Regions from separate parts of the Homo sapiens genome. Here region 1 is linked to region 2. A link is a loop called in an ENCODE intact Hi-C map of the cell type or tissue named here. Cell type or tissue: IMR-90. All regions are shown on one strand. Each heading gives the region's core, and the rest is flanking DNA. Links, peaks and the distances in the headings are about the cores only.

What was found. A loop is a pair of places that touch in the nucleus more often than their neighbours do. Peaks named below come from ENCODE experiments on the same cell type or tissue, not always from the same donor. Only the 100,000 strongest peaks of a DNase experiment are listed, where the experiment ranks them.
Region 1: a loop joins it to region 2, with 4 times the contacts of the local background. A loop is called at or near these places in 3 of 110 quality-filtered maps.

The regions. Positions count from the first base shown.
Region 1 is chr20:6,459,615-6,475,196 of GRCh38, reverse strand. CASC20 (cancer susceptibility 20) reads right to left here. Exons shown (of 4, transcript NR_109953.1): 3 at 1,542-1,658. Among named protein-coding and RNA genes, the nearest start is that of CASC20, 41 kb to the right of the region's middle. In IMR-90, for the core only: no CTCF peak of the experiment used is centred there; no DNase peak of the experiment used is centred there; H3K27ac peaks cover 902 bases.
Region 2 is chr20:6,526,536-6,542,117 of GRCh38, reverse strand. It overlaps CASC20 (cancer susceptibility 20), which reads right to left. Exons shown (of 4, transcript NR_109953.1): 4 at 13,659-14,924. Among named protein-coding and RNA genes, the nearest start is that of CASC20, 110 kb to the right of the region's middle. In IMR-90, for the core only: a CTCF peak has its summit at 7,789; DNase peaks (open chromatin) are centred at 8,057 and 8,527; H3K4me3 peaks cover 1,378 bases; H3K27ac peaks cover 1,295 bases.

The DNA.
Region 1 (15,582 bases), core at 4,474-12,473, 67 kb after region 2:
GACATCTAACAAGGCGAAATCAATGTAGAGCCATACACAAAGTGAACTTAAGGATTTGGTTAGTCCTTAAGAGTTATTCCCTTTTTTTTTTTTTTTTTTTGAGACAGAGTTTTACTCTTGTTGCCCAGGCTGGAGTGCAATGGTGCAATCTCGGCTCACTGCAACCTCCGCCTCCTGGGTTCAAGTGATTCTCCTGCCTCAGCTTCCCAAGTAACTGGGATTACAGGCACTCAGCACTAAGCCTGGCTAATTTTTATATTTTTAGTAGAGACGAGATTTCACCACATTGGCCAGGCCAGTCTTGAACTCCTGACCTCAGGTGATCCACCCACCTTGGCCTCCCAAAGTGCTGGGAATACAGGCGTGAGCCACTGCGCCCAGCCAGGAATATAGCTTCTTATTCCTTGGTCTATTTTTTCAGGGGAAGTCACCTGGCGTGGGGCGTGGACTCTCAGGGCTGGGCGTTAGAGACCTGAGCTCTGTTCTTGGTTCTATTGTTAACTTGTCCTGTCATTTTAAACAAAGTCTGTGTCTCAGTTTACCAATTTGTTAAATGGAAGAATCAAGCCAAAATAGACATTCCCAAACTGCTTTGCAAGTCATACACAGAATCAAGAGGTCCTTATGGTGCTGAACTATATGCACGAAAGGAAACAGAGTACATAGGAGAAGAAGGTGAAGATGAAGGGGAGAAGATGCTAGGATATAGTCCCATCCCTGCCTCTGCCAGGGCTACTTCAATCATCTCACTTTTCAAATATTAGCCTTCCTTCTAATATTTCTCTTGAAAACCATATTCTGATTCTAAAGATGCCTAAAACTCACTGGGATTAATGATTATTGAATTAGGCCTTGCCATTCCATTTTAACTCCTTAGAACATTTTCTTTGGTTTTTACTTATTTTATTTTGGGTCCTGAAAAAAGCATTTTGTATTATTTTTAAAGGACCAAAGTTTTAATTTTCATTTTCATAGCGATTTCAGTATGTGTCCATATAGTCCGTCTGACTGAACCATTGAGTGTATATTAGGTACCAAGCTGATACCGACTGATTAATTGATATGGTATACATGAAAGCTTTTGGTAGATTGATTCTGCACTGTGAAATCTTGGGAAATGCCAAACATGAAATTTCAATTACCCTGACTGTAAATAAGCGGGGTGATACTCCCTGTTAAGCATAGTAATTACTTTTTGCATCACGAGCCTTCAGGTGTTTCCTTCCTTCTTTGCACGGATCTAGCCCTTTCCTAGTCCCTGCAGTTTTGCACTACTGCTTAGAGAAGACTAGTAGCACTCTTCAGCAGAATAGCTCATCCATCTAAATTACACTTCAGTCAATGGCTAAGATCTGCTAAGCCTTGTCAATAAAAAATATATGTTTCTGATGACCATGCAGGGAATGTGCATTTGGGTATCTTTACCGATTTGCAGAGCCTTAGCAGAGGAGTAAACAATGTTTGACTTCAGCTTTGCTACTGACACTTACTACGGAGTTGCATGGCAGCCAGAATTAACTCTGCCAGTGGTGCTTACTCACCTGTCCCAGTCTTCTGCATCACTTCCTGATGAGACCTCCATCATCATTTCTTCTTTACAAGCAAAAAAAGTCATTTCACCCAGCTTGAAATCCATATGAAAGCTAGCATTTGTGATCCTAGGGAGCAGATATACAAAGAAAGCAACTGATGTTTGACTCAGATTAGAGGGCTGATTCAACTATTACAAATTGCTGTGCTTTTAGCTAGGGAAAATTAGCAGGCAGTAAAGCCATGCCCAGCTGGAACCTAAGCTTCTCAAATGTTACTCCTTGCACAACATAAGTTTGTCATGTTCATTGCCCATTACTCATGCTGTCTTGAAATACTACATCATAGTCTAGTGAGAAAAGCCCTGGGGCCAAACAGCCAAGTTCTAATCTCCACTTATGTCTTAGTTTCCACCTTCTCTGTAGCACAGTTTCTTCTTCTTTAACATCTCTGTCCCACCTATTTCTTTCTGGAGAGGAACTAAGATGAGGAGATAGTAAAAAAGACCAAGTCACTAATTTTATTTCCAGAATCTATTAGGAAAACCAAATCCAATCCCTTTCACCGTATCAAGTCTGAATTTACCTGGTCCTCCTAGAACTCTCAGTCATAAGAGACAGATCGTCTTATAGCTAGTAGTCTCTATTTATCATTGTTTTATCACCAACTAAGCTTATTTTCCTTAAAGCTCCTTCCATAATTATCTGTAATGCTTAGGCCCCTCCATTTAACCTGGTCAATCAAGGCCTGTGCTTTTCCTAGGCATGCCCAAAGAAGCATCTTATAAATTCTTTAAGCTGGAGGAAGGTGCAGTCGGCCTTAAGATGACCCAGGCACAGCTAGTATCATCATGTGCATCTCCAAGTAAGTGCCTTAAGGCTCTTCATCATGGGTCAATGCTTTTTTGTAAGAATGGGGACTGGCAAAGCCTAGAAATGGATCCAGCCACCTACAACTCTATATTTCCTTCCAAGTTCCATTAAAAAGTAAAACAAGTCCTTTCTTACAGACAGCACCTAAATATTACAAAGCTCTTACCCCACACTTCTTTCACAAAGACTCTACAAAGGGAGCAGGAGACACCACACAGCACTAGTGCTTCCTTTGCATGTCTATCCAGGTAGTGAGGGCATCCTTTTGCTGGTTAAAACCCCGTTAGGTGAGCTTAGCAGGGAATAGGATGTCAAGCTCTGGATTTTTACAGCATAGTTAGGTTGAAGTGTAGAAATGTGAAACATAGGACGTAATATAAAAACTTATCTTGTCCATCTCCCTCCCCACTATATTTTCTGTTTTTGAAACTGAAGTTGTTTTAGGAGGCTTATTACAACGAGGAATATAAGAATTTGATCTTCATAGGTACAGACACACAGTCTTGTCACCTATAGTAACAAATCCTCAACATACATATAGCAAATTCCAACTGTTGAATGTGTTCTTTTGACAGTGGAAGTGCAAGTCCATATGACTATATTCCTCCCTCCTTCCCTCTAGCTTATTCCATTAAAAGATCCCACCTGACACACCATTACAAATTTTATAGACTGTTCTACAAGGCTAAGTGAGAACAGATGTATCTAGCCTTATTACTCAAAGTGTGGTCCTTGGACCAGCAGCACTGACATCATCTGGGAGTTGGCCAGAAATGCAGACTCCTAGGCCTGCATTTTAACTTTTAAATGTATTACGAATCTGAATTTTTATTTTGCATTTTAAATTTAATAAAAAATCTGCATTTTAACAAGATTCCCTAAATGACTCATAAGTACATTAAAGTTTGAGAAACACTGTTTATAGCAATGGCTGTCAAACTCTGCTGCCTGTTAGAATTATCTGAAAAACTCTTTAAAATCTCAATGACTAACTACCCTCAGCCAAAATCAGTGAGTTAGAGTCCCTGGGGGTGGAATCTAGACATCAGTGTTTCTTAAAACCCTCCAGTTGATTCTAATATGCATCCAAATGTCAGAACCGACATGTAAGGTACAAAGACGACAACCCATAGATTTATACCTTTAGGTGGTGGAGATGGGCAGTACAGAACTGAAGGGAGAAATCTGAGAAATGAGACTTTTGAGGCACACTTCCTATGAAGTAGGTAGGCCCCAGACTCCCATATGAGAAGAACGCACAGTATGAACCCATGATACACTCTCATGGCTAAGGCCACCTTGGGGACTGTAACTATCGCACGGCCACGTGACACCCAGATTGCTATGTCAGAAGTCCTCAATAAATACGCAATTTCATTGAATGACATCTTAATAGTACAAAAATGGAGACAATCTTCCCTCAATCATTTATCAAATTGGAATATTTTCTGAAAGGTGAAGAGCTGGGAGATTTTCCTACATTTTCTTTTATCCTTTCAATAAACCATCAAGGTGGTTTTTATTATTCCCATTTAAGGAAACATATTATCAGGAAGCTAAAGCTTATGGGTATAAGGAAACTAAAGCTCTGATACTGTGTGAGTTTTCTCAAGTTAAACAGCTAGTAGCAAATAAATTGAAGGACTAAAATAAAACTCAGTTCTCCTCAACTCTTGACATTGCAAAACTAAGTGCATGGTGAGAAAGAGAAAAAGCCCCTGCCAGCCAGCCTTGGTGTTGAGGAACTGGCCTTGTGTCCCCAGCTATGTCATTATTCTGTCCTGTCACACATACAAAATTTCCCAGAACACCAAGATCAGATAAATCCACTCTGTGACCATGATGGATCAAGAAAAAAACAAGACCACTCCATAAACACATGTAAGCACAGATAAAAGCATAAATACTGTCCAAGCCAGCATAATGACTAAATACTCCTATATCCTGGCTAATACGAATGTCTGCTGATTCTTCACCAGTTAACAGTGTTAGCCTCATATCATTTCTTTTGCCTTCTAAATAGGATCATGAAGATACCCAATCATAGAACTATCTCTGTACCAAATCATAAAATTGCTTCCCAACAGCCTCTACTTAAAAGCAAAGCTCTCCTTCCTTAAACCCTTCCTAAGATCACCCAGCACAAGCTAAAATCCCATAAGTCCTTTCTAGCACCCACTTAGCGAGACACTGAAAGGTTTCCCATGCCGTTGTCTTCCCTGTTGAGTTTATTTTAAGCTGATAACAACTTAAGTTCAATCACATCCAACTCTACACTTCTTATTATGCCCTCTTTACACTTCGTTATTGATGGCACAATTTACATCTACTTGTATTGTGTATCTCTTAACATTACTATATTTAATACTTTTATCTTTTAATTAGTATACTAGAATTAAAAGTGATTTGCCCACCACTGTTACACTAATAGAATATTCTACATTTGTCTATATATTTACCATTAGCAATGAGTTTTATACTTTCTCATGCTTCATGTTCCTGTTTACATTTCAAGTTGAAGAACTCCCTTTAGCATTTCTTGATTAGAAAGTCAATGGATGCTTGTTAAGTTGAATAAGTTCTCATTCCACTTTAGCCTGACATTTTCATCAAATTAAAGAACTGAACCCTCTCTAGTGATAGTAGTTATGTTCTCCATGCAATATAATACAGATACAGGTTACTACATCTTGAAAACTCAGATCTAGAGTTTTCTAGTAAGTAGAAAAGGGAATTTACAAACAAAATGTTGACTTTCATATTTTTAAATGACCAACAGAAACTACAACTTACAGAATTGATAACATCCTCTCTAGAAAGAATGCCAAAAGACAGAATAAATATCAAATGATACATACTGTGTTTGCTTTAGGAAGGGCAAGATGGAATGGTCGTTGGCTGAGGAATTTATAGGGTGACTAACAAGCATCGAGGAGGCTGTATACCACAATAATTAAGCACTGAGGTTCTGTAATCAGGAAGAACCGTTCAAATTCTGCTTTCACCACTTAATAGCTGTGTGTCTTGGGCATTACTTTACCTCTTTGATACGGCACTTGCCTAACACCTGACAAGCTCTCAACAAATGTCTAGAAAATTGTTCTTAACCAAAAATAGTTGCCCATTTCCCCGTCTTCCTGAAATGTTTACCATTAGTCTCTCCTTTAGGTGGGAAAATAGAAGCCCGCTATGGGAATTAAAATGTTATTTAACAGGTTTAACTAACTTTGCCATTCATTTTCAGAATGTAATACTGTAGGGTAAAGATGTACCATTAGAATATTGGATATCTAAGGAGAAGAGGAGGATATAAAAATTGGAAAGAAGAGGCATGGAAAATAAACATACATTTCTCAGTTTTTCCTAGGGCCATCCAGTTCTCACATAAGCCCCACCAAACACCCAATAAAAACTTGGTTCAAGACAGCTGAAAGAGAAACAGAAGGAACACATGTGTTTCTACATTTATAAACAAAAGCATGATGTAGCTCAAGCTTTGGGAGTCACTTGTACTTCTGTAATATTTTAATATCTTCCTTAGCCTAAGTTTCTTTTTTTCTATTTCAAAGAAATGCAGAATGAAAACAAAATTTAGTGAGCTTCCAAAACATTGTGCTAAGTGAAAAGAGCCAGTCGCAAGGAACCACATATTTTATCATTCCATTTATTTTAAATGTTTAGAATCGGCACATCCCTAGGGTCAGGAAATAGATTCGAAGTTGCCTAGGGCTGGGGTTAAGGGACAGAGGAATTGGAGGAAGTGAGGAGTAGTGTGTAAAACCTCAGAAGTGCAGGGGTTCTGTAAAATAATTCAGTTAGTTTTATTTGCATATATTATTTATAGAGAAAGAAAACATTAACAGGAAATGACTCAAGCATGTCATGCAAAGTTGCCTATAATTTTTCTTTTACATTCCCCTTCCCTGTGTAGAGAGCTATATGTAAATATGGAAGTAAGCAATGGGCAAATCATTCAATTAATATTGGTCCTTGCAGGCATAATGCTTTCAGTGTGGAATTGTAGACAGATATTAAGCAAATAAATATTCAAATCAAAAAAAGTAAGTACAATATTGTGTTGAATGATCATGACAAAGATCAATTATTGGGCACTTGGCCAACTCAGCCTCCTAGTACTGCATTCCCCATGCTATTTATGCTTCTGTGGCTGCTCTGGGCATGTCTTGTCATCAAGATACTAAGTGCTTTGAGATAGAAGCTGTGCCTTATTCATCCCTGGGCCCAGTGCTCAGAACAGTAGCATGCACAAAATAGATTCTTAATACATGTAATTGACAGCATAACCCAAATATAAAAATCCTGTTATTACTGGAAATACAGACTTTGGCTGAAAATATTGAGAGAGGCTGCCCTAATCAATTGCATGCCTCAACAAATTGACTAAATATAGTCATTCCTCACTACCTGTAGGGGCATTGACTCTAGACCCACTGCAGATAACAAAACCTGCATATGCTCAAATCCCTTATATAAAATGCAACATTATTTGCATATAACCTACACACATCCTCCCTACTTTAAATAATTTCTAGATACTTACAATACATAATACAATGCAAATCCTATATAAATAATTGTCATACTATATTGTTTAGGGAATAATAACCAAAAAAAGTCTGTACATGTTCAGCACAAATACTTTTTATTTTCCAAATATTTTCAGTCAGTGGTTCCTTGAATCCATGGATGCCAGAAGCCATGAATATAGACAACCAACTGGATATCCAAACAGAGAATATGCAACTCCTTATTAATAAGCCACTTTTTAAATATTTAGCTAGCTATTACTAATTATAAGTGTCTATGACTTCCATAGTATTCTTTTTCCTCTCTCTCCATGTGAGACATAAATTGTAGCTTCTGCATTTAGAGTCTGATTTTTTTCTTTTTTCCTGAAGAGGCAAACTCAATCAATGTTTCTCAAATTTTAACGTGCACATGAATCCTCTGGGGAGCTTGTTAGACAGCAGGGTCCGATTCAGTGGATCTGCATAGGCCTGAGAGTCTGTGTCACTAATGAGTTCCCAGCTGATACTGATACAGCTGGCCAGAGACCACTCTTTAAATAGCAAGGCAATAAATCTCAGCACAGGATCTCTGGTGGTGCTTCCATTACAGGGGAACCCTTTCATTTATTATAGTGCCAAAGTAGCCTCAAGTTCTTCAAATAGAAGTGTAAAATCAAGCTTTAAAATGGAGACTTTTTTTTTACACAGTGATTTTATTTTATTTTATTTTATTATTTCGAGATAGAGTCTTACTCTGTTGCACAGGCTGGAATACAGTGGCATGATATTGGCTTTCTGCAGCCTCAACCTCCTGTGCTTAAGGCGATCCTCCCCCCAGCTTCCTGAGTAGCTAGGACTACAGGTGCATGCCACCACACCCAGCTAAATTGTTCATTTTTTGTAGAGATGAGGTCTCACTATGTTGCCCAGGCTGGTTTTGAACTCTTGGGCTCAAGGCACCCTTCTGCCTCGGCCTCTCAAAGTACTGGGACTACAGGTGTGAACCACCATGCCCAGCCTACACGATGATTTTAAAACATTCAAATTGGGGAAATTTTATAGGAAAATCCAGGTTTTTAGCTTGTCTTAAAAAGTCAGCAACACTGCTCCACCCTCCCTGCTTCCCACAAGACACAAAGATACAATGTCTTGTTGTCCATGGTCTCCAGACCACTGGCCTCTATAGATACAGAGGGCTTTGTCCCCTGTCTAAACATTAAGGAAACAAGAAACTAGTTCAGAACTCTGCTGCCTTCTCTAACAAGGCTAACAAAAGGAGGCACAATGATGGGGATCATTTATACTCCAGGTGTTGGTCATTGTAAGATAAAATGTTGGGTGACCTTACAGAAATTTGGCTTTAAAGTTTAAATCTGGGTTCTTGAAAACTCTCTTTGATATGTTATGTTTTCAAAAAGAAAATATTTGAAATTCAAAAAGAAAAGTAAAAGAAACCGAGACTCATGTGAGAAACATTGAGCAATTTCTAGAAAAATCAAAATGTATTTGAATTCCTTGAGTTCATAGTGTCCCGGTTGGGAATCTAGGACCTCACAGTCTCTGGGCTTTGCCCAGCCTTGTTGACTTACCCATGGTTTCATTTTGATAAAAATAAATTCCAGTGTTGTTGAAATCATGGTAAACAAATTCCTCCTCATATCGCTTCCTGTTTTCCCTTCACTTAGGACCTTGTTCTTTGTTTATGGAAGGTTATGAAATTTTCTGACTCAATGCATTCTATTGGTGGAGCTTCATAGAGAGACATTCTTATCACTTCTGCTCAGCAGAACTTGGGGTGACATCAAAAATGTCTCCACCACTTACTCAAAAATCCTCAAACCAAAAAGCACATAGTAAGTCTTTGCTGTGAACGTTAAACAACATACCCAACATATGTTATTGTATGCTTTCCCTGTGAGAGCCAGAATTAAAAAGCATACTGACTGAATGTGTAATGTGGGGGAAAAAACTATGACACTATGAATCAAACTCCTGGTGACTTCCAGGCAGTAAGTACTATTTGAATATAAATACTTGGACATTTTTTCATTTATTGAGGGTTGTCTGAGGCTAGATTTCCCAGAAGCAAAGGGATGTGAGAAAGCGTCCAAGTGCACGTTGATTCACTGGGAGGCAATCCCAAGAAGCACTGGGCAGAATGGGAAAATGAGGTAGCAAAAAAAAAAAGGAAGTGAATAAATATTATGTTCTTAGGCAAGTTACCTCTGTGGGCACCTGGAGCTTAATCTAACTGGAAAACTCCTGGAGACAGTGCGTAATACATTCCTCAGAGTTACTCTACCCAAGGGGCAAGGAAGCCAGGGTATTTATACACAACCCCCCATGCTTGAGAGTTGCTTCTCCAGCATTAACTCTTTGGCATTTCTGACTTGCCCTGTTCCTGAGTCTAGTGGGTACCTTCAGTCAAAAAAGCCCCAAGGAGAGTGGCAGGTGTCAGCAAAGTCACCTCCAGCATGTAGAGGTGAGTGCTGAGAGGATGTGAGCAGAGCTCTAAATGCACCTGCTACAAGGGCCATCTGGTGACATACACTTACCTAGGCATTGGGATGAGCAATGAACACACAGCAACAGACAAGAAAAACAAGGCCACTGCCTTCAGTAAAGGACATCAGAGAAGATTTCTCTAAAATGCTGACATTTTAGCTGACTTTGATAAGCATGAATCAGCTATGCAAAGATGTAGGGGAAAGCATTCCAGGCAGAGGGAACAGCAAGTCTAGAGGCCCTGACATGGGAGCAAGGGGCATATTAAAGGAGCAGAAAGCAAAGGCAGGTCCGTGTTGCTAGATTGTAGTGGATGGGAGAGTGGCAATTGTTGGGAGGGAGGTCATGGATCTAACCCTGGGTACAACGTGAAGCCAGTGGAGGCTCTACGCAAAGCGAGCAATAATCTGATTGACAAGGACACACACTATGTGGCTGCCATTAATGCCATCCCCACATGTCCAGGTGAAGCGGACTGTCCATTATGGCTTTGATAGTTCATTATAGTTCATTGTTGACCGTTGCTTGAATGGCACAGATTATCTGCTTACAAAAGTAGAGCCTGAGACCTACATCCCCAAAGGGGAGTGAGGAGTTTGGGAGACCGAGAAAGAGAAGGAGGACATGCCAATATAAGGGGTATTATTGAGGTCACCTATATGGGCAATTGAGACCTGTTTTTTACACTTATAATCAGTGCGTAGTAAACATGTTTAATGACTGAATGAGCCAATAGAATTAGCAATGGAGATAGAGGGTCTTTGAGCTTCCTGATTAGTCACTTGTTTGAATTCAGGATGAGAAGCAAAGCCAAAAAAAGGAACCAAATAGAATGAATATTAGAGTTTATTTGGAAAGGGAAACCTGAATGTGAGCAGCTTTTGGTGGGTAAGGATTCTGTCTTCTGAGACATGTTAGCAGGTTCCAACTTTCAGGGATTTATGTCACTGAATGTCAAGGTGATGAAAAGTAACAGCTACCACAGCTGTTGTTTGTTAAGCCTCCTGCTGAAAGAAACATCTCCACATAGATGTTTTTCAGACATGCTAAACTTAACGTATTCAAAACCAAACCCCTAATTTCCACCAGACACTTCAAATATTCTTCCCTCAATCTTTCCTGTCTCAGCTAATGGAATTCTCCTGGACTCTCCTTTCTCATACCCATCAGTAAATCCTGTCATCGCCTGCTTCAAACTATAGCTGAAGTCAAACCACTTCTCCCCATCGAGGATCTCAGCTCTCCATTCCAAGACACCATCATTGCGAGTCTCAATTTTTGCAACAGCTTTCTCCTATTCCCATCAGGATAATTATATCCCACCAATATCAATTTCCTGGAAGTCTTCTCTGGCCTTTAACTTTATGACAGGCTGAAAGGTCATGATTCTGCATAGCTGTTCTTCAATAGAGGCACAAACTGTGTTTGCAGCATCACTCGGGGCCTTCTTCAATTTATTCTCAACTTTGTTCCCGGTCTCTTGGCTTCCACTCAGCTCTGAATTTCACCTCCTATTTCTAGATTTGCTCATGCCCCCTGGATATGTTGAGTAAGCCCGGTTTCCCTAAATAGATCTTTGCTATTTTGGAGTACAAAATTTATTCCACACTGATCTTCCTGGGCCATTATTCCTTAAGTCCCCTAAGTTAGGCTAGCATCTTTGCTCCTGTTCCCTGCATACAAATCAGATACCACCCCAAATAACAAACATCCAAGCACAGTATAATTTCCAAGGGAAAAACCACATGCTCAGGAGTAAGGATCAAGTTAAGGGTTTTCTTGAGACAAACAAGGACTAAAGGACTTGGTGGCTGTACCCTTCTTCACTTTAGATAGGCATCCTTGTATGTCAGCTCCTGAATGTTTGGGCATTTAATTCCCTAGAAGATTTTCTAGCTGTCAGAAATTACTAGAATTACCAGTCTTTTTGAAGGAGGTCTGTAAAAAAGACTGCCACCACCAAAACTGGGAAATTAAACATTAGCAATCAGACAATCTTTAATCTGTTAAATATGTATCATTCATATTCTAAGGAACCTACCATTATAACATTGCATCATTCTCAGTTGGAAGCACCAATTTAGGTAATTTATCCTGAGATGAGATGTGGTACTCTAAAAACTAGCAATATGCTACGCATTTCTACTTTTTAATTTTTGCATACATGTAACCCGAAATTAAGAAAAAGAGAACTAGGTGTTTTGCTTGCATAACTAAGAGTACCCCTAGTCCAGTACATCATGGAGAGTTGTATTCCAAATTCTTTGATGGCCAGGGTTCCTTATAATAATAAAGGAAATTATAAGTCTTTCCATGTTCAAAGTTATGTTTCCAATTTTTTATACTCAAAATGGATATAAATAAGTATAAAATTCCTGAATTAAACTTATTTTCTTTGAAAACTTTGTAGGCTTTATTCTCCTGAATTATGTTGTATTTCTTGTGATTTACCTATCTTATTCATTAGTTTGAAAGGTTTATTTATATTGCTCTAAGTAGCTAGAATTTATTCATTTTTATGTTCTATAGTATTCCAATATTGATTTATCCATTCTACTATTAATAGACAAGTGGGATGTTTTTCTTTGGTAGCCAAAACAATACAAACAATGTTACCGTGAACATTCATATTATCTCTTGCAGTAAATGTGCAAAAGCTCCCCTAGCATCTAGACCTAGCAAGAGAATGGCTAGATCATAATGTGTGCCCATTTTGGACTACATTACATGATGTCAAACTGTTTTCCAATGTGGGTATAAAAAACTCCCACTCCCACTAGCAGTGTAAGAGTTATCATTGCCCCACTCTTCACAGCCCTTCATATTATCTGAGAGTATATATATATATATATATATATATACACATATATATATGTATATGTATATATACATATATATGTATATATACATATATATAAAAAACTTTTATATATGTATATATATAAAAAACTGTTTTATATATATGTATATATATAAAAAACTGTTTTATATATGTATATATATAAAAAACTGTTTTATATATGTATATATATAAAAAACTGTTTTATATATGTATATATATAAAAAACTGTTTTATATATGTATATATATATAAAAAACTGTTTTATATATGTATATATATATAAAAAACTGTTTTATATATATGTATATATATAAAAAACTGTTTTATATATATGTATATATATAAAAAACTGTTTTATATATATGTATATATATATAAAAAACTGTTTTATATATATGTATATATATATAAAAAACTGTTTTATATATATGTATATATATATATATCAGCTTGAGTATATATACTCTTATTCTAATTGATAGAGCAATAGAAAGAGGGAGAGAAAGAAAAAATAGGTAACCCATTGTGATATTCAATAGTATCTTCCTGAATACTAATGAGGTGGATTTTTTTCTTTTCTGAAGTGCTTGTTCAAGTCTTATGCCCACTTTTCCATTAGTTTTTCTGGTTTTTCAATTGATTTCTCAGTTTTTCATATATTCCAGATATGTTCTTTATATTATTTATTTAACTTCTCTCACATGCTGGCTAGTCTTTTGCTCTCTTTATTTTCTGGTTACTTTAATATAGGCATATGTATTCATTTTATGATTAATGTGGAGTAGTTCACTGACCACCAAAATCTCTCTGTTATTCATGGAAGCAGAGCTACACTACAGTTTCCCAGACCACCTTGCCGTTAGGCAAGACCATGTGCCTAAGTTCTCTCCAGTGGGATGTGAACAGAAGTAATATGAGCCTTTCTCAAGTCTGGCCCTTAGAAAATTTCTATTATATTTGGGCTCTGCGATGCTCTTTTTTATTTGTCTAGTGGCCTGAAACAGCCACACCCAGGTTATCCTTGGAAAGCTACCTGATGAAGAAAGAAGCATCGTCTTCAGCTTATACCCATTAACAATTGACCCAAACACCATTCCCTCATTGTTACAAAGAAAGAAAGAAACTTTTTTATCTGTAAGCCACCAAAATTTGGCTATTTGTTACTATACAATCTTACCCTAATTAATATAATTAGTGTCATTTTATCTTGTTTCAAAAACTCTTCCTTAGCCACTAGCAATAAAGATATTTTCCATGTTATCATCTGAAAACATTACTGTGTGTCTTTCACATTGCATATTTAATCTACCCACCTGGAGTTTATTTTTTGTGGATGGTGCAAATTGGAAGTAAATATTTCCAATAATTGGAAAAATTTTATTTCTTTTTCTCCATATGAATATCCAGTTTCCCTAGCACAATTTATTGAAAAGTTTGTGGATTCACCACTAATCCATAATCCACCTCTGCCACATTTTAAATATCCATGCAAGTATGGGTCTGTTGGAGTGTTTTCTATCCATGATATATTTGCTGTATCAGATGTATTTGTTTATCTCCAAACCAAACCACGCTTCCTGAATTTCTATAGCTTTATGAGCCTTTATCCTTTGCTGTTTTCCTGAAGAGTACATCAGATATTTTTACCTTTTTAAAAAAAAAGTATTTAATTTTTAATCAATACATTTTAATTGCACAGTAAGTCTTCATTTAACATCATCGATAGGTTCTTGGAAAATGTGACTTTAAATGAAACAACTTACTATATGCTGTGGGGACTTAATTCTTGTTTATATCAGTCTATGGTAAAATGAGTTTTGTTTTCCTGTGCTTTGTTTTGCTGAAAGTCTCAATATTCAAAAACTTACCAACAATGTTAAATGAGGACTCACTATACATATTTATGGGTTATGATTTGATGTTTTGATACACATCTATGTTGTTTAATGTCCCAATCAGAGTAGTTAGTATATCCATCACCTCATCCATTTATCATTTCTTTGTGGCAAGAATATACAAAAGTCTCTCTCCTAGCCATTTTGTAATATACAACATTTTACTGTTAACCATAGACACTCTGCTGTGCAATATAGAACCTAAAGTAGGAGGAATCAATTCTGGTGTTCTATATTGCACAGCAGAATTATTAACCAACTTTTTCCTATTCTCCCCCTCTCCCAGTCTCTGGTAACCACTGTTCTACTTTCTGCTTCTGTGATATCGTTATTTTTTTAGATTCCACACGAGTGAGATTATGCAGCATTTGTCTTTTTGTGTCTGGCTTATTTTACTTAGCATAATGTCTTCCAGGTTCATCCACATTTTTGCAAATGACAAGATTTTCTTCTTTTTATAAGGCTGAATAGTATTCTATTGTATATATACCACATTTTCTTTAACCATTCATCTGTTGTTGGATACTTAGGCTTATTCTTTATCTTGGCTATGGTAAATAGTACTACGATAAACATGGGAATGCAGGTATCTCTTTGACATACAGATTTTATTTCCTTTTCATATATATACCCAGTCATGGGGTTGCTGGTTTATATGGTAGTTCTATTTTGTTTTATTTCAATAATTGTTGGGGGAACAGGTGGTGTTTGGTTACATGAATAAGTTCTTTAGTGGTAATTTCTGAGATTTTGGTGCACCCATCACCTGAGCAGTGCACAATGTGTAGTCTTGTGTGCCCCACCCTCCTCTCACGCTTTCCTCCGAGTCCCCAAAGACTATTGTATCATTCTCGTGCCTTTGCATCCTTATAGGTTAGCTCCCACTTATAAGCGAGAACATATGATGTTTGGTTTTCCATTCCTGAGGTACTTCACTTAGAATAGTGGTTTCCAATTCCATCCAGGTTATTGCAAATGACTTTATTTCATTCCTTTTTATGGCTGAGTAGTATTCCATGGTGTATATATACCACAGTTTCTTTATCCACTCATTGATTGATGGGCATTTTGGCTGGCTCCATATTTTTGCAATTGCAAATTCTGCCACTATAAACGTGTGTGCAAGTATCATTTTTGTATAATGACTTCTTTTACTCTGGGTAGATACCCAGTAGTGGGATTGCTGGATCAAACGGTAGATCTACTTTTAGTTCCTTAAGGAATTTCTGCACTGTTTTCCATAGCAGCTGTACTAGTTACCTTCCCACCTGCAGTGTAAAAGTGTTTCATTTTCACCAAATCCACACCAATATCTATTATTTTTTTGAATTTTTGATTATGGTCATTCTTGCAGGAGTGAGGTGGTATCACATGGTGGTTTTGATTTGCATTTCCCTAATCATTAGTGA
Region 2 (15,582 bases), core at 4,287-12,286:
ACATTGACTGAAGTGTGGAGAAAACAGTAACAGGGATGGTTTCTGGATCACGAGATCACAGAAGCATAATAAATTTATAGTTTTAGAAGACAATTTTAACACACCAAGAAACAGCTGTCCTCCCCTTGTTCGATGGGAAAGGATGGACATGGTAAAGACACGTAAGCTCTTGTGTAACTTCTACTGCAGTCCCGTGCACAATGCCCCATTATTTTGTAGCCTCACAGTCTCCAATAGCCATAGGAAACCATAAGCTGAACAGAAAAGGTCTGGAGAAGCTGTTGTTATAAATTTGCAATTCCACTGGGAGTCCACTACCCTGACAGATCAATCAGAGGAAAGACACAGCCAACTTTGAGTTTCTAGCAACTGTTTGGGAAAAAGAGTGTCAATGGAGAAAATGGAAATATTAAACAAAGAGAAAATATGAGCAGCAATGTAAACAGGGAAGAAGAGGTGCACACTAATTGTTGGAGTGCAAATGTGTACTAAAAATTATTTTCACATAAACTAGAATAACCATTTTCTTTACAATGCAGCCAAGTATTCCTCCTTCTGTCTGAAATCCATTTGATCTGTTATATTTTTTTAAAAAGATATTAAATAATAAAAACACCCTCAATTCACTTTTGTGTGTATGTGTTTCAGAAGAAACTCAAATCAATTTGGATCATTTTTGGCTACAAATAACAGAAAACACAAATCATGGTAGCTTAAACAAGATGCAGGTTTATTTCTCTGTCATGTAAAATAAACCCAGGGGTACATCAAGCAATGATTTTCAGAAACCCAAGGATTTTTGCTTATTTGTTTGTCGATCTCTCAGCTTCACCATACTTAACACTGGCTTCCATCAACATCACATGACCATAACCATCACATTTTCACTGTAGTTCTAGTCATCACATCTGTATTCCAGGCAGCAGAAAGGAGAAAGGGAGTTAGGGAAAAACAGGTACGTGTCCCAGTTTTGTCAGCCCCTTCTACAGAACATTTTCCAGAAGTCCTACCAATAGCAATCATTTTAGATTTTGTCACCTGTATCTGCAAGGGAGACTGTGAAATGTAGAATTTCAGTTAAGTACTTTGCCATCCCCAATAATATTAAGATCCTATTAGAAAAAGAAAAAGGGTAGATAAATGGTGTTTAGGCAACTAGCATCCCACCCATCTATACACTATAAAATTAGCCATATAGGTAGAAATAATCCTTATTTGTTGTTACATTATAACTTTTACAAGTTTTATGTGCCAATGTACGTGCCTGGGCCTTTTCTAATAATTTTGTGATCAATTACCATTTAGTGATTAGTCTCTGGCTCAGTGCTTTCACAAATATTATCTCACATACTCTTTAAAGTAACCTTGTAACCTAGATATTATTATCATCAATTTACAAATTAGAACAGAGGTTTAGTGTGATGAAAGATCTTATCCAATGATACAAGGTTAGGAAATACCAGAATTAGGCCCCAATAACAAATCACCTAATTCTAATTTCAAGGCTATTTCCATGATATAACCTCTCCTGGCAGAGTTTATATTTCCTTCTCAGGGTCTGTCTTGTTACAGGGAATTATATAATTTATGCCCGACTATCATCTTATCCACCTGGCTTAGTTTGCTCAAGCTCATTAGCTAAAAAAGAAAGTATTTATCTCTTTTACAAGGCCGGATGCGGTGGCTCACGCCTGTTATCCCAGGACTTTGGGAGGCCGAGGCGAGTGGATCACTTGAGGTCAGGAGTTCTAGACCAGACTGGCCAACATGGTGAAACCCTGTTTCTACCAAAAATATAAAAAATTAGCTGGTGTGGTGGTGCATGCCTGTAATCCCAGCTACTTGGGAGGCCGAGGCAGGAGAATAACTTGAACCTGGGAGGTGAAAGTTGCAATGAGCCAAGATCATGCCACTGCACTTCAGCCTGGGTGACAGAACGAGACTCCATCTCAAAAAAAAGAAAAGAAAAAAGAAAAATGACCAAAATGTCTGTGTATCAAAAATAGTGAAAAATATCTAATCATAGGCAGAACCAAATGTTAAGTTCTATGGCAAAGAGATATGTAGAAAGAAAGCACTTAATTTGTATTGACTTAAATTTCCTATGCAATTGATTTGTTTTTACTAATTTATTCAACATGTATTGCCAGTAAGGTGAATCTCTGTAAAGAAGCAGCCAGCTGTAATGCTGCATGTCTCAAAAGTTACAGATTCATCCTAAATGATAGAGATTGACCTCCTTGCTCTTAAGTACCCAGAAACATCTGAGTACTCAAATTTTGTGAACACAACTTTCTTTGAAGTATTCCAATTTTCAATTTACAAACAAACAAGTAAGAGTCATGAGTATTTCACCTGGTGCAGTTGGTGAAGAGAATTACTCAAAGAAGCATATTAGACGCAGTAGAACCCAAACTCAAAATATCTGTCTCTGAAGTTTTCTCCCAAGTGAATCTAAATTCTAATTACAAGGTGATTTGAACAAGATATGGAAAATAGGAGAGAGATTAAGGGGAAAATAATGGAAGATTGCTAAAGGCTTTGTCTGTTAAGAGATATAATTGATATTAACACTAAGATCAATAGAAAGTCTTAAGTAACTCAGATGAAATGTGTAAGAGAAAAGAAACATATGTATATATAAACCTCAAACACTAAAAAAAATACTCTATCAGTCATATTAAAGGCAGTATATAAAAAGAAACGAGAAAACATCAAAAAAAAGGGAGTACATTTTTAAACACAAACAAGACATTAGAAAATTGATCAAATACATCAGTTATCAAAATAGATATGAATAAAATTGCTATCTGGTTAAACGTGGAGGATGAAAAGCATTTTTTTACTTCATTATATATGCTGAAAAGAAACAGTAAGAGACTTTTTAAAAACCAATTTCATTTTCAATGAAATAAGGAAAAGAAACCTGCCAAAAATGAAAACTACAAGGTAGATGCGCCTACAAACAGAGCTATTTGGATCCCAAAGCAGAACACTGTTAGAGCTGACACAGAACCCTTCAGACACTGATCAGGAGACAGGTTTCCTGCTTAATGTGGCACAATATTGAAAGGCCTGTCTTGTGGTTCTTTGCTAGTAGTAAAATCAAACTCTGTGGACCGGGCATGGGAAAAGGCAAATGATGTCCCTCAAAGGACCCAATCTGAAACCAATGAACAGCAGGAGAGGTGAAGTTGAAGGACAAATACATATGCCATTTCTAATTGTCTATGACCTATCCTGGGAGCCCAGAGAGACTGCTGGAGGTGAGACACGGCCAAGAAGGAGAAGAGAAAGTCATCACTAGGTTTCAGCACAGGGAGTGTGACTAAATATGTACTACTGTGAGTTACCCAGAAATGGAGAGGGCTGTGCCAAGTATTAAAAAAAAAAAAAAAAAAGATTTGGTAAAGTGTTCAAAAAAAAAAAAAAAACAAATTCAAATAGAAATTTCAAGCTGTTCAAACTTCCTTTCTACCCCTGAAACACAATAGAAAACAGCCTGACCCTTCTGAGGATAAGTAACAAAGAGAAAAGAACCAGTTATGGACTTATGAGCAGAAACCACAATGCAAAAACAAGGGAAGGAATATCAGCCAAAGACAGAGGAAGCACACACAACCTAGGAGAAACTAAGGAAACAAACAAACAAACAGATTGCCATAGTAAGACAAATTATAAATAAAGAATAGCACAAAACATAAATATTCGAATAACAGGAGGAAGTAAAAAGTAAGCCTTCTAAAAAGATTAAAGAATAAAAAAATAGAGAGAGAGAATGGAGGCATGAGAAGTTCCACAGATCTTCTCCCTAGCCAAACAACCATAATTGGTGAAAATTATTATTTTTTAACTTAAAGTTTTTGAAAATTGTTTTAAGAGCATGCAGAAAATGAATAAACATTTTAAAAGTCTACTAAATCTTGGCAAGAACACTGAGAATTTGAGGCACTTGAGCCATGACCTGTTCTCTGTTTCCCTACTCCCAGTTCAGTATGACAGAGGCTTCAGTTCCCTGTAAAGGGTTACTGTATCTCCCCAGTAGGACCAGACTACCAGTATTTCCCATCCTCTCCCACTTTCATGTCACAGAGGCTAAATTTCAGGCTAGTGCAGCCAAGAGGTCACGCGCTCCCTTCTTTCACCCAGGCCCCACTCACAGGACAGAAGCTCTGCCCCAGGCTCAGCAGGCTGAGGTTACCAGGAACCCTATCACCCTCATTCCTGCTCACTCACAGGATAGAAGTTCCACATTGCAAGAAGCTAGCTAAGAAGACTAACAGCTATTTATTGCTACTAAATCAGGAATATTACTCCAAGAGAAGAAACAGCCATTGTCCCCACCACCTTCTCTGGAGCAGTAGCTCAGAGATATTTCCCAAGGAGAGAGGCAGGCCATAAGAACAGAGAACACCTAACCTCTCCCCAAAGGAACTGACTTTATATAAAACAGAGTATGGGGAAGTTCAAACCTAAGGACACTTTCACAAACAGGGAAGACTTTGATTGTAAAGTTTTAACTTCTTGAGAGCAACACACTAAACTATAAGCCAGATAGATTATCAGAGACAACTAGGGAAACAGCCAAGAAGTCCCCTACTGTGGTCAGAGCAAACCTCAAAGACTGGCTTATAACCTAACCCTGCAAAGAGATTCAAGTTTAATTGGATGAGACTATGGATTAATCTATGTCCCAGGACACTGGTGATAACAATAGAGCAATCTGATGGCAATTAGAGATGCCTAACAGCCGGGTATGATAGTAATAAAAGCCAATAGCTTAACAGAGAGAGCAGGGAAAGAGATAGTTAAGAAAAGCTCTGGTAAAACAACTTTCACCAGGTGACCGTGTGTGTACCCAAGGCTGTGCCCTCTAAGGAGGAATATCAGAGGCCTCACAGTAGAGAAGGAGGAATAGACATCAGTAAAATAGTCCAGACATGTTATCAAACAAATAAATAAGCAAACAACAACAATCAAAATAAAATGCCCTGCAGGATGAATCAATATCCAGAGTTGCTAAAATATATTATCTAAATACCCAGTTTTCAAAAAAAAAAAAAAAAAAAAAAAAGAGACATACAAAGAAACAGAACATACACAGAAAAACAAAGGCAGAAATAGCTTGGGAAAGGACCTAGATGTCTGACTTAACAAAGAATTCAAAACAGCCACTATAAATATGTTCAGACAGATAGACAGATATACACACATACATTACAAGGATGAAATCTACATTTGAAGCAAGAAAAGGTATCAAAAAACAATTTTCAAAAAACTGTGACTACAAGAAAAGCTTGATGAAATCACACAAGTGAAGAGACAAGAGCAAAGATTCTAAAATAGTGGAAGTTGAGACAAGCAGAAGATATATCATACACACATAATTTAATTCTTTGATGGAGAGAATAAGAAAAAAACAAAACATGAAGAAAGATATAATAGAAGAAAACTTGCTTGAAAGAAGGATATGAATCCGCTGCTTTGAAAAGACTTGTTCCAGGAAAAACAAGCAACACATAATGAAGTTGCTGAATTTCAAAGAAAATGAAATGATCATATGCAGATCTGCATTCTCTTTGACCAGTGAAAGAAAAATTTAGTTTAACATAGATATTGCTCACAAAATCCCTTCAATTTAAAATTTAAAAAATAATTTCTAAATAACTTCAGATAAAGAGAAAAACAAAACTGAATTTCTGCATACTGGCAGTATAGACATATAAATCAATGGAATGGAATGAAAAGTTCAGGAAAAACTCATATAACTGGGTGAAATGATTTTTGGCAAGTGAGCTAAGGTCAGTCAATGGAGAAAGAACAGTCTCTTCCACAGTGCTGGGACAATGGATATCCACATGCAAAAGAGTGAAGTCAGATCCTTACCTCACATTATATGCACAAATTAACTTCAAATGAATCAAAGACTGAAATATAAGAGCTAAAACCATAAAACACTTAGCAAAAAAACATAGAGATAAATCTTTAAGCCCTTGGATCTAGCAATGGTTTCTTAGATATCACACCAAAGGCACAAGCAACAACAGAAAAAAAAATAAATTGAACTTCATAAAATTAAAAATTATTTTGCATTATAAAACATTATCAAAAGAGTAAAAAACAATCCACAGAATGGGATAAAATATTTGCAAATCATATATCTGGAAAGGATCTAGTATCCAAAAAATATAAGGAAGTCTTACAACTCAACAACAAAGAAAACAACTCCATTAAAAAATGGGCAAATGATTGAATGACATTTCTCTAAAGAATATATAGAGATGATAAACATGTACGTGGAAAGATACGCAACATCACTAGTCACTAAGGAAATGAAAATCAAAACCACAATAAGATACCACCTCACACTCACTAGGATATGGCTATATGGCTGTAATAAATAAAACAATGGAAAAATAACAAGTATTACTGAGCATGTGGAGAATCGAAACCCTCATACATTGCTGGAGGGCATGTAAATGGTACACCCACTGTAGAAAAAATCTGGAGGTTCCTCAATAAGTTAAACATAGAATTAGCATATATGGCAGAGCAATCCTACTTCAAAAGAATTGAAAACAGGTATTCAGACAAAAACTTGCATGTGAATATTCAAAGCCCCCCATTCACGAAAGTAAGAAACAAGTTTCTTAGTCTGTTTTGTTGTCTACAAAATCAGATAGTTGGAGTAGTTTATACAAAGGTCCCTTCCAAGACCAGCTTTTGTAATCTTTATGTACACGAGCACCACTGTCATTAACAGCGGTCTTTTTTTTCTTTAGGAAAGTAAGATTGCCTCACACAGAGGTTACGATTTATGTTCTCAACCTCAAAGAGACATTGGAGGTGTGGGCAGATTGGAAAGGTGAATCTCATTCATTGTTAGGTAATCACTGGCAAAGTAGTTGGTAATTTTTCACATATGGTCTCCTCTCTTTCCCTTATGTGTTTCAATATCTCTTTCTAGAGAGATAGATAAAAATAAAATTTAGGCTCTAAGCACTATATCAGCTGTCATTTCAATTTGAGAACCACAGATATTATTATGTAAGAAGAAATTAGCCTTCTCTTCTCAATACTTTTCTTTAATCTCTACTTTCTGGAATATAAATGAAATATAAGAGTTCTGACTTGAATGGTAAAAAATCATTGTAATCTGGTTTATGAACTGACAACACAGATATGCAAATGGCAAGGCTGGTAAGGTAAAACATTTTAGATATAATAATATAGATCTAATATATAATTATAATTTAATATAATCTAATTATAATCTAATATATTAGATCTATATTAGATATAATATAGATCTAATATGTAATAATACATTCTAATAATAATATATAAGATATAATCAGAAAGCCCATTTTTACCAATTCCAGTTCCATGAAACTGCTCTCCAAGGGCTGCACTCCTTTCAATCCAACAAATACCTAGCCTGGTACAAAGGTAGGTCTGGATTTAGGCAAAGAAGACCATTTGCCTCCATTTCATCCCTGGATAATCAAAACCTCAACCAAAAGGTTGTCTTTGGTCAAACACAGAATGCTCACTTTTGCTGCCTCCCAAGAAAATGACCTCGTTTGTATTTGGGATGGAACTGTGGAAAGAGTTTGTCGCTTCCCAGCTTTTACTTTTCAAAGGCTCGCTGACATTCACCAAGCTCCATAATAGTTTTCAGTTCCAACCCGTTAGTTCTGAGACAGCTTTACAAAGCCACACTTGGAGGACAGAAAACAGCAATCCACGTCTCCCCTTTGTGGACAAAACAGAATCGAATCATCTTCAGAGGGGAGAAAAACCACATGAACGCAGACTGCTCAAATGATCCAGTACATCCTAGACAATCTGAAACCAACACGCATAAGGCAACATGGGTTATTTATGAGACACTGTCAGGGAAAAAGAAAAGCAAAAAACGTAACTTAAAGTTCAAGAAACCCGCACGCCACTGCTGGGGGTAGCTCTGCGTAGGACTCCACAATGTTCCCCGCATTGTTTTGTGCTGACTGCGCCCAGCTCGCGGGGCTTTTCATCGGCTCTTAAATCCACTGCTGCTCAAGCATGAAATACCTTTGGATTCCATTAAAAAAAAAATAAATGTGCTAACAAGCTGTTAAACCACATTTTACAACAAACGCATCAAACTGATGACTTAGCTTCAAAAATATGAACTAACCGAAATAATAAAGGCTTTGTAGAACTTGGATAAATGAAGTGATTGCCTCACAGTGAGGGAGATCTGTGGGGCACATCACTGTGTAATCAAAAAAATAAGTTCCTGGTCCTCAGAGAAACATTCAAAATGCTCTGCCTTGCCTACCTACAGTCCTGAGCCCAAAGGGTTTGAACAGGGGGAAAAACAACACAGGTACAAAAAAAAGAAGCAGGCAGGGGTGGGAGAAAGAAAGAAATTCAGTCAGTTCTTTGATTAACAAGACTTCTAGCTGGACTTAAGTACAAACAGCTGCCTAGACTCCAACAGCCAAGCCTAAATCTAAACACTCCACTGTTTACATAACCCAAACTTAATCAAGCGACCATCTAATCCACCAATTTAAAGTATCCCTAAGAGTTTCAGTGTAATGTTGGTTTTCTCACAAGCCCAGTCCATCAACAAGCTGTTTAAAAATGCCAGTGATTGCAGCTCTGTTCCCAGTCTTGTAGCATCTCCTGCCTGGTCATGCTACAGGGATGTTTAGGGGAGAACTGTTAGATAATGTGGGGTCATAAAGTACTTCCTGTTATTCTTCGGTTGGCATAGTGCACTGTGTTTGTTTATGAAACCCAGAATCCAGGTTGTATTTATAAGACAGTTTGGTTTGATAACGTATAATTTTATAGCAATATTGTTACTAATAAGGAAATACATTTCTTTGTCAGAAACTTGATAACTACATGTCAAAAAATATTATAGGAGATGTGCTCTAGGATGACCAGTAAAGGTAATTTTCATGAGGAAAAGGATAAGAAAAGGGAACTTATCATGATAAAGGTACTAGAAAAAGGAAAATGCTCATGAATATGAACTGAGGCTAAAATGTCAAATGCCAACAGAGGCCAAAATCAAAGAAGTTAACTGGGTCCCAGTGTAGGGCAGTCAATATGGAACTATGGAGACTATGGCAGGTACCCACCTAAGGAAGGTACATGCTACATAACCACAACCCACTTAAAAAAAAATTAAACATGTGCTGAGATATAATTCACATACCATGTAATTTACACATTTAATATGTGCAATTCCATTATTTTTAGTATAGTGACAGATTTGTGTAACCATTATCACAATCGCTTTTAGAACATTCTTATTCCCCAAAAGAAATCCCGTGTGCCCTTTAGCAGTCACTCCCCATTTCCCTCCAAATGCCCAGCCCTGGGAAACCACTAATCCATCACCTCTACAGATTTGCCTATTCTGGATATTTCATATACATGAAATCATACAATACCTGGTCTTTTGTAACTTGTTTCTTTCACTCAGCATAATTTTATAAGGACTCCAACTCATTGTTTGCCACAAATGTGGGCCCAGTGTGGCCAGATCTTTCAAATTTTCAGAGAAGTTGGAAATAGGGATTCTTATGTGAAATTTCCAAATGTTAAATATTGACCACGAGTTCAAATGAGATGCACACTGTACAGTTTTCCCCGCAGTGGAAACCAAACAAATATGTCTGCCCATTGAATTCATACATGGACCACAATTTCATTCCTTCTGGGGTTCATGAGACAGAGGGAGGGAAAAAGAGTGAAGCAAAATTCAAGAAAGCAGGAAAGGGTCTAACACACCTAGGCAAGAAATGAAGAGAGGAAGGTCTGGAAGGGAGAGGCAAGAGACTTCCATAGAGCAAACAGTCTGACTCTGAATTTGGTCAGAAGGGCCACCACAGCCTCAGCCAGGCTTGCTCTGACTCTGCCTTGGGGTATCAAAGCAGGATCTCACTTAGTTGCACACATAGGCCCTGAAAAAAAAAATAGCTTATTTCTAGAGAGAGAGAATGAGAGTCTAGCACTTTTAATAAGGTAATTCATTGAGATATTCATTTGTGTTAAATTAACCCTGTAAAACCCAAACTCTTGAGGAAATAATGTTAGATGTTAAGTACCCAGGGAAAAAGAAAGAAGAGAGTTTCTCAAAGAAGAGAGGCAAAAGGAGTGGAAGAGGAAGGACTCCCAGACTGAGAAAAGCAGGGCTAGTTGGTAGGTCCCACTGAGAGCATCACGGGAAAATCTCAGAGGAGAATAGCTGCTTATCTAGAAAGGCTGAGGCTGGATATGCAGTTACCAATGTAAGTTTAAAACTCCTATGCTGAAATTTATCATGGAGCAAAAGCGAATCTTTTAAGTCCCATGAGGGCTTAGCTAGCAGAGAACATTGGCAGAATCTTGATGGTCTGGAGTAGAGGAGGCTCTTGGCTCTTCTGGATTGATATATGATTTTCTGGGAAGATTATTTCAATATCTTCTATACTATACAAACTAGACGGGCACACCTCAATTTATTGCATTTGTCTTTATTATGTTTTTCAGATATTGCATTTTTACAAATTGAAGGTTTGTTAACAACCCAGCATCCAGCAAGCCTATCAGTGCTGTTTTCCCAACAGCATGTGCCTACTTTGTGTCTCTGTGTTACATTTTGGTAATTCTCAAAATATTTCAAAGTTTTTCATTACTTTTATATCTCTTATTGTGACCTGTGATCAGTGAGCGTTGGTGTTATTATTTTAATTCTTTTGGGGCACCACTAACCACAGCTATAGAAGACAGTAAACTTAATTCATAAATGTTGTATGTGTTCTGACTGCTCCAATAGGCTGTTCCTCCATCTCTCTCCTGTTCTGGCCTCTTTATTCTCTGAGGCACAACAATACTGAAATTAGGCCAATAAATAACACAACTATGGCCTCTAAGTGATCGGGTGGAAGGAAGAGTTGTAAGTCTCTCACTTGAAATCAAAAGCTAGAAATGATTAAGCGTAGTGAGGAAGACATACCAAAAGCCCAGACAGGTCAAAAGTTAAGCCGGTCATACCAGTTAGCTAAGTTGTAAATGTAAAGGAAAAGAAGGAAGGAATTAAAAGTGCTATTCCAGTGAACATACAAATGATAACAAAGTGAAAAAGCCTTATTGCTGATATGGAGAAAGTTTGAGTGGTCTGGATTAAAGATCAAACCAGCTACAACATTTCCTTAAGCCAGAGCTTAATCCAGAGCAAGACTTCTACTCTCTTCAATTCTAGGAAGCCTGAGAGAAGTGAAGAAACTGCAGAAGAGAACTTGGAAGCTAGCAGAGCTTGGCTCATGAGGCTTAAGTAAAGAAGCTGTCTCCATAACATAAAAGTGCAAGGTGAAGCAGCAAGTGCTGATGCAGAAGTTACAGCAAGTTACTGAGAAGACCTAGTGAAGATAATTGATAAAGGTGGCTACACTAAACAGACTTTGAATGGAGATGAAAACTCCTTGTCTTGAAGAAAATGCCATCTGGGACTTTCATGGCTAGAGAGAAGCCAAGGCCTGGCTTCAAAGTTTCAAAGAACAGGCTGACTCTCTTCTTAGGGGTTAATGCAACTGGTGACTTTAGGATGAAGTCAATGTTTATTTACCATTCTGAAATGTCTAGGGCCCTTAAGAATTATACTCAATCTACTCTGCCTGTGTGCTAAAAATGAAACAAGGCCTAGATGATAGCACATCTGTTTACAGCATGGTTTACTGAAAATTTTAAACCCACTGTTGAGATTTACTGGTCAGATAAAAAGATTTGTTTCAAAATCAGTAACAATGCATCTGGTCACCCAAGAGCTCTGATGGAGACTTACAAGGAGCTGAATGTTGTTTTCCTGTCTGCTAACACAGCATCCGTTCTGTAGCCCATGGATCAAGGAGTAATTTTGATTTATAAGTCTTACTATCTAGGAAATACATTTTTAAGGTTACAGCTGCCATAGATAATGACTTTTTTGATAGATCTGTGCAAAATAAATTGAAAACCTTCTGAAAAAGACTCACCATTCTAGATGCCATTAAGAACATTCATGACTCATGGGAGGAGGTCAAAATATCAATGTTAACAGGAGTTTAGAAGAAGTTGACTCCAACCTTTATAGATGACTTCAAGGGGTTCAAGACTTCAGTGAAGGAAGTAATTGCAGATGTGGTAGAAATAGCAACAGGACTGGAATTACAAGTGGAGCCTTCAGGTGTGACTGAATTGCTGCAATCTCATGAAAAAACTTTCCTTGATAAGGAGTTTCTTCTCATGGATGAGCAAAGAAAGTCTTCTCTTAAGATGGAATATACTCCCGGTGAAGATTCTATGAATATTGTTGAGATGACAACAAAGGATTTAGAATATTACATACATTTAGTTGATAAGGCACTGGCAGGATTTGAGAGAACTGACTCCAATTTTGAAAGAAGTTTTGCAGTCATTAAAATGCTATCAAACAACATCACATGCTACAGAGAAATCTTTTGTAAAAGAAAGAGTCAATTGATGCAGCAAACTTTATTGCTGTCTTTTTTTTAAGGAATTGCCACAGCCACTCCAGCCTTCAGCAACCACAATCCCGATCAGTCAGCAGCCATTAACATCAAGGCAAGACCCTCTACCAACACAAAGAGTATGACTGGATAATTGTTAGCATTCTTTTAGCAATAAAGTATTTTTTATTAAGGTATGTATTTTTTATTAAGGTATGTATTTTTTAGACATCATGCTATTGCACACTGGATAGACTACAGTAGAGTGTAAATGTAATTTTCATGTATACTTGGAAACCAAAAAATTTGTGTCACTCACTTTATTGCAATATTAACTTTATTGTGGTGACCTGGAACCAAACCTGCAGTATCTCCAAGGTATACCTGTAGTTTACTTGATGAGTGTCTGTTTTTCTAGAAATAGAAATCCCATATCCCAGGGCCACCAAATTCAATCCACTGTCAAGGTTGAGTTCTTCAGGGGACAACTTTATGGGAGTAGACAGTATCTTGTAAATCTTTGCAGAGATAAACAGTCATTAGAATCCTATTTGAAAGCCTGTCACTTTCTACTCAATTACCATAAGTCTGGCATTGAGGACACAATGATTTTCTTTACTATTTCTAGGATTTACTCTCTTTAGGAATTTCTCCTTGCAGGTTTGCATTGGATTTAACTTGGGTGAAATTCAACTGCATTTTAAAAGTGTTTATTGTCTATGAATCCTGTGCCAGAATAGGTTCAGGAAGGCATCAACTTTACCCCCATAGAATTCACAGTAAGTCAATAACTACACACATTTTACTATAGTTTAATTTGTGGACACCATGAAAATGAACAAAGTGCTACTAAGGTACATTAGACTAGCAAGAACCTTGGACATTATCCCCAAATGAAAATCTTACCAAGTAATTATTTAAAGTTTGTTAAACTTAACCATTTAAAAAATAAGTATTAGAATTATTATCACAGATAAGTTAAACAACAAAATAAATAGAATTAAATGAATCATTGTATATCTTTATCCCACGTAGCTGCAGTATAAACCTTCATTGTAAAACTATATTGAACATTGACTAAACTTAAGTTCAGTCTATTATATTTGATTATAATAGACACTCAAAAAGTAACAAAATATAGAAATTACAGACAATACAGTCTTTGAATGCAAAAGTTTTTTATTAAGTTTGAAAATTCTAAAGTATCCTCTTAGATAATTCATTGTCAAAAAGGAAAATCAAAACTATAATTTACAATATGATGAAGGTGAAATTAATATCAATAAATGGTTTGGAGATGTTAACTATTTATAAACGTAAAAATTTGGATCAATACCTTATAACATATACTAAAATTTGTTTCAGAATGAGTAAATGTTTGAATGCAGGATTGATACGTAAAAACGTGGAGGAAGATATTACAAAGAACCTGGGCTCAATGGTTCATGCCTGTAATCCCAGCACTTTAGGAAGCTGAGGTGGCAGGATTGTTTGAAAAAAAACTTTTTTAGAGATAGGGGTCTCACTGTGTCGTCCAGGCTGGCCAGGAACTCCTGGCCTCAAGCAATCCTCTTGACATAGCCTCTCAAAATTCTGTGATTACAGGCATGAGTCACTACATCTGGACAAAGTCATTTAAATATAGATATTTTTAATATATAAAAGTTAAAATTTCTATATATCATAAATGAAAATTTAAAAACATATTGGGAAATATATTTACACTATAATGACAGAGTTAACACCTTTTATTTATAAAATATCATACAACATGCTCCAAAAGAAAGTACATAGACATTAAAAAATTAAAATAGGCATAGATACTAAGATAGGCATAGACATTAAAAAAAAAAACTCAACCAACAAACATAAGAAAAACCTGTAAAAAGTCACTAGTACTAGAAAAACATTCAAATCAGGAAAAGGAGTTACCACATACCACCAAAAAAGCTGACAAATAATTTCTTTAACTTCATTTGGATAAGGAAATGCATGGTCTCACATGGACAGCTGGTTGTTTCATAATTTATACATTCCTATAAGACAATTTAGCGGTATATATCAAAAGCTTTAAAAATGCTCCTCCCACTTTAACCCCACAATTTGTGTCTGGAAATTCATTTTAAGTAAATAATCCTAGATTCATACTCAGATTTATGTATAAGGACATATATTACTATGAAATTTATAATAACAAAAAAAGAAAACTAAATAACTGAAAAGAGCAAATTAATTAAATAAAATGTGTGCACACAATGAACTGATATATAGTCAATAATACCATTTTCTAAAATACATGATGATACATGAAAATACTTATGATGGGCTGGGTGCAGTGCCTCACGCCTGTAATCCTAGCACTTTGGGAGGCCGAGGTGGGTGGATCGCGAGGTTAGGAGTTTGAGACCATCCTGGCCAACATGGTGAAACCCCCGTCTCTAATAAAAATACAAAAATTAGCTGGGCATGGTGGCATGCACCTGTAGTCCCAGCTACTTGGGAGGCTGAGGCAGGAGAATCGCTTGAACCCGGGAGGCAGCGGTTGCAGTGAGCCGAGATCGCGCCACTGCACTCCAACCTGGTGACAGAGCATGACTCCCTCTCAAAAAAAAAAAAAAAAAAAAAAAAAAAAGAAAAAGAAAATACTTATAATGGAATTAACAAAGCCTTACATATAATGGAATCACAATTTTGTTTAAAACAAAAAAGCCTGTCCTTTGTGGAGAAAGACTAGAAGGAAGTACATCAGAATGCCAATGATAGTTGTCACAGCTCAGGGAGGGTTGGAATAACAATACTTAGTTTCATATTTATCTACATATAACAAATATTATAGTATTGGGATTTTATTTTTTATATTTATCTATATATACCAAAAATTTCAACTGTATATAGTTTTACAATGAATGATTTTATTACTTAAAATTTACAAATAAATACTATTCAGAAAAGATGAAAATCATTAGAGTTCTCTCAAAACTTCTGAAAGCAGCGAAAGCTTGGTTTTGAGAACAATGTATAGCATTTATTTTGTAAATAAATTAAAAACAAAAATCAGTAAAATGTGAATTTAAAACAAGTATTTATTTAAAAA